Regions from separate parts of the Mus musculus genome. Here region 1 is linked to region 2. Evidence: chromatin loops called from intact Hi-C (ENCODE). Cell type or tissue: gastrocnemius. All regions are shown on one strand.

Evidence for each region. Peaks named below come from ENCODE experiments on the same cell type or tissue, not always from the same donor. Only the 100,000 strongest peaks of a DNase experiment are listed, where the experiment ranks them.
Region 1: it touches region 2 in a loop (2.0-fold over the local background); 3 of 42 quality-filtered maps call a loop at or near these places.

What each region holds. Positions count from the first base shown.
Region 1 is chr3:9,708,080-9,710,579 of GRCm38, forward strand. The region is part of intron 3 of Pag1 (phosphoprotein associated with glycosphingolipid microdomains 1); the gene reads right to left. Among named protein-coding and RNA genes, the nearest start is that of Gm33169, 46 kb to the left of the region's middle. In gastrocnemius, a CTCF peak has its summit at 1,017 (motif pointing right); a DNase peak (open chromatin) is centred at 1,034.
Region 2 is chr3:9,778,817-9,781,316 of GRCm38, forward strand. The region is part of intron 2 of Pag1 (phosphoprotein associated with glycosphingolipid microdomains 1); the gene reads right to left. Among named protein-coding and RNA genes, the nearest start is that of Pag1, 54 kb to the right of the region's middle. In gastrocnemius, no CTCF peak of the experiment used is centred here; a DNase peak (open chromatin) is centred at 1,111; H3K27ac peaks cover 998 bases.

The DNA of each region.
Region 1 (2,500 bases), 71 kb before region 2:
GTTATATATTATGTCTGCAAACACAACAGGGTCAGTGTGACACACAGACAAATTGCTTCTGCATGGGTAAGTAACCACCACATTTCAGGAGACAAAGAACAATTCACTTTAAACCGTGCCCGCAGTGACAGGTTTCTAAAATACACATGGGAGAGCATTTAAGTCACAGTGACCTCTGATATAATTTTGTGTAGCTGCAAATCATGAAACACTTTCAGAAACACAGACAAAGGATCCATCTCTTGTACACACACAGTTTTGTTTCTTCATCCACACCCTGATTAATCAATGTGATTTATAAAGAGCAAACTTTGTAGATGATAGCTGCTGTGGAATTGCTCGGGGCAGAGCAGCGGGTGCACCAGGAGCCTGCACGCAGGGCTCTCCAGGGCTCCCTCCACTTCTGAACGCGTCTCATCTTTCCTCTTTCTTGTTCTCTTAACAGGAGGCGGCTGCTGGAATAGGTGAAGTGTGGGGGGTACCAGCCTAGCATGACAGTCCAGGGAGGGAGGATGAAAGGGGGACACTCAGAGCTACTGAATAAAAGATGGAACTTACAGCTTACCCCCTTCAATTAGAACTTCATGAAAAGCCACTGAAAGAAATCCTCCCCAGCTCTTGCCCTGTACAAAAATCTCATAATGAGAAGAGTAATTGTCTGGTTCACTTCGGGGAGCCAGGGTAAAACCTCAGGCTCAGCCACAGACGGCTTCCACCCCAGTGCCCCACTGCTACTTGACTGGAGGACTGAGGCTACAGCAGGGGCGGAGGAGAGACAGGAGACAAAACGGTCTCCAGAGGAGCGTGGCATCAGGGTATGTGTACAGTCACACCTCTCACCTCCAGAGTGGACTATTCCTGTTCTAGAGATCTTACACTCTTTTTTCTCCACCTCTTTCTGGATCTGCCTCCATAATTCTGCCACCAACACCTCACGTGGATACTGCCTTGAATTTTCCCAGGCTCCTTTACAACCCAGCTTCTTTACAACTTCCTGCCCACTTGTGTAGATACACTGCTTGCCCAGTAGGTGGCGATGCAATGTACCCTCCCTGTGTGAACGCACTCCCATTCATGTGTATGGTGTGACTTTTGTGCTCTTCGCCTTCTTGGCAGGGATGGGAGTGTGGTCCTTACGTAGGGTGCATGTTACATTTCTGGAAAAGACTCGTCGTGAATAACTGATTTTGTAGGTCAGTCATGGTGGCACATGCCTTTAGTCTCAGCACTTGGGAGGCATAGGTAATCTATGGCATAGGTAATCTATGGATCTCTGTGAGTTTGAGGCCAGCCTGGTCTACAGAGTGAGTCCCATGACAGCTAGGACTACAAAGATAGATCCTGTCACAAACAAACAAACAAACAAACAAACAAACAACCTTACTAAAAACAAAGAGCAGCCGATTTTGGGACTGCATATATAAATATTTTTTTAATAAAAAATCTTTAAAAATTTATTCCTCTCTCCACCTTGACCACTTTCCTCTCCTTCCTGTCCTCCTAGCTCTTCTCCCTTCCCTTCCCCCTCCCCATCCACTCCTCCTTTTCCCTTCAGACAAGGTCAGGCCTGCAATCTGGTATGAACTAAACATCCATATGAAAGTCGCAGTCATACTATGATAAACCCTCCTATCAAGGCTGGATGAGTTGACCCAGCAGGAGGAAAGGGCCCCACAAGGAGGTAAAAGATCAGAGGCAGCCCCTGCCCCCACTGCAAGGAGTCCCACAAGAACATCAAGCTACACAACCATAACATAAATGCAGAGGGCCTAGGTCAGACCCATGCAGGCTTTCTGATTGTCAGTTCATGCTCTGTGAGCCCTGATGAGTCCAGGTTAATCAATTCTGTGGATTTTCTTATGATGCCCATGACTCCTCTGGCTCCCACAATCCTTCCGTACCCCCTTCCACAGGATTTCTAGAGCCCCACCTAGTGTTTGACTGTGGGTCTCTGCATGCTTCCACCAGCTGCTGCCGAAGCCTTTCTGATGGCGATTATGCCGGGCTCCTGTCTATGAGATTCAGGAATCATTTCACTGACTTGATTTTTGTGAGGGGACCTGTAATGTTTGGTTCTATCCTAAGTCTCTGGCTATCTAGCTTCTGGTTCCTGGCCCTCTGGGCAGTGCCAGGGTTAGGCTTCCTGTCATTGCATGGATCTCAGGCTGGACCAGTCACAGGTTGGACACTTCCACAATTTCTCTGTGCCACTCCAGCGCATCTTGTAGGCAGGACAAATTGTAAGTCGAAGGCTTTGTGGCTGGGTTATGTCTCAATCCCTCCACTTGTCTTGTCTGGTTATAGGAGACTATTGTTCCAGGCCATCTCTCCCACTACTAGGAGTCTTTACTAGGGTTGTTCTTGTAGATTCCTGGGCGCTTCCATTGTCCTGGGTTTCTAGCTCACCCCTGAGATGATCTGACTCAGGGCAAAGGAGTCCCGCTGACCGTTACTGACCTCAAGTGACACTATGACACCTGTGGATCACACCAAGCTGAGC
Region 2 (2,500 bases):
GTGTATGATCGAAAAGTTCCTTTCTATTGCTCTCCAGGGGAGCGTACCCCGAGTATGGCCTTTTAGATGTGTGTTTTCAAGGATATAGGCATCTGTGCTTCAAGTTCACATAGAAGACAACGATCACTAAAAGCCCCAAGATCAAGAACTTCTACAATGTTCAGCTATCATTCATATGCCTGACATTTAAATTAATATGTACAATTAACTATACCCGAAAACCAAACTGCACACCAGGCAGGGATGGTAGTCTTGCAGGTTACTCTTATTTTTATTTTTTTGACAATGAACCACAAGTTGATGACAAAATTAAATAAACAAGAATTCCCAGTTTTCCATTTATGACCAATAATCCATTGTCTTTAATAAAGCAAAGTATTTTGTCATCTTTCAGGAGACAAATGTTTTCTTTCCAGGATAAAATTAGTTTCTCATGGGGATCACATATAAAGACATGTCACGCACTTTCAAAGGACTTTGCTGTATCTCTCTGCTAATTTAATTTTCTTCCTTTTCCTTGTTAATAGTCAGGTTTGATTTGGAGTAGCTATTCTATACTACTGGAAATCAGTGAGCAAGCCTCCTAGTGCTTCCAGATCACTGGTGTATCAAGGGCATTACTGCAGAGGTAAAAGGTAGGCAGAGACCATCTTTCTCCTTCAAAGTGGGAGTCACAAAGACCACAAGATCCAAAGGCAATAAACACTGTCTCTGGTAAACACAAAACCAACATTTTCTTTTGTTAACCTTAAGAGAGCCCAGAAAATTGTATTTTACAGACTCTCCAACAGCTTCTCTGATCCCCAAAAGAATAGCATGATTCATACACATTCCAAATTATATCTATTTTGCATAAATGAAGTAGATTTGGTAGAAGAAGTTGGATTCATTATTATGTAAAATACAGCCATTAGCAGACAATGTGGTAATTATATTCCCAGACAGAACAAGATCAGACTCAGGCCACTGTGTTGGAGCTAGGCAGTGAGAAGAGGGTAAAGTTTCTCACAGGAGTATATCAATAGTACCAGGACAGGAAGCCCTCAGGCTCTCTGTCTGTCAGCAGAACAAGGCATGCGTCCAGCTGGCCTGTCGAGCCAGCACCACTGTAGTACCTCAAGGATGGGTAATGAGGCTCTTGTCCAAAGCCTTTTTCTTGGAGCTGGAAGCTTTCTGGGGCACACTGACCTCCAGGGGTTCCCATGCCAGCAAAACAGAAAGTAGCTGCTGACTAGCAGCAGAATGCACAGTGCCTAGAACCATGGAGTCCCCAGCCAGGGAAGCCAGGATAAAGCTCTGTCCTGCATTAGCTTGGGTGGACCTAGAAACATCTGCAATATGTGCAATTTACACAGTGTCCAAGGCTGAGTGAGGCTCAAGCTAAGGCAGAGACCAGCTACCGTCATGAACTGAGATTCAAGGGAACAGTAACTCAGACCACCCTAACCTCAGGCAAAGGGTTTGAGCCCTAGGCCAAGGACATCTGGATGCTGTCAGCACAGGGTGTAAGGTTCATAGTCTCCACCCCACCGGGTGTCTTCCTGGTACAGTTTCTAAGGGAGATGGGGCTGCTAGAAGCTGAGTTTCCAGATCGTTGAAATTGGAACAAACTGAATTCTTCCAGAGGGAATAATTCTCATCTCTCTACCCCTTCTGTCTCATTCATTTCCTCTTTAAACACCAATGAGCTACGTTGAAGTGGAGAGATGAGCTAGATGTGTGAAAGACTGTGGAAACCAAGATGTGAGTGCTTGCCAGTTTACAGGCTGCTGCTTACTGGGTTTTAAATCAGGAACCTTCGTCCCAGAGAATCCAGGCGCTTGCCTTAGGTCACACAGGGCAAGAAGCAGATAAGGCCAGACGTCACCTGTGTCCCTAGAATTCTATGTCCTGATACTGTCACTAGATGAGCTTTTCAGCCAATAGAAAAACAACCAGTTTAGGGAAAATTTGACATGTAGTTTTAAAAATAAATTCAAAAGCCAAATATTAAATAGCAAATTTCCATTTGTTAGATACTTTTATCCACAAAGGGTAAACATGTTTTTTTTTTCCCCAGTTAACAGGTTTTTATTAAGCTTTTGATGTATATGATAGTACCAGATAGTCTAAGACTTAAAGATGCTAGCTTCATGCTTCCAATCTGCCTACGACTCCACAGGCAGATGTGTGTTCATGCTTTGTAGGTACACATCGAGCGCTTCCTAATCACCTTGGCTGCTACTACAGTATCAAGACTTATCGGTACAATGTCTAAACAGTGTATTGCTTCTTGTAGCTTTAGGAGCTGAAATCCATGATCAGGATGGACCAGGGTGCCAGCATGTTTGGGTTCCAGTAAACAGTTCTTTTTGTCGTCATCACTAAACCTACAATGACAGCTTCCCTCCTCATTACTTAGTTGCCTTCCAAGGACCCTCCTTACTATCACTATGGCAACAGAGATTTAGGATTCCATAGACTATTTTGGAAGACACAAACTGATCCACAGCTAGTTGCC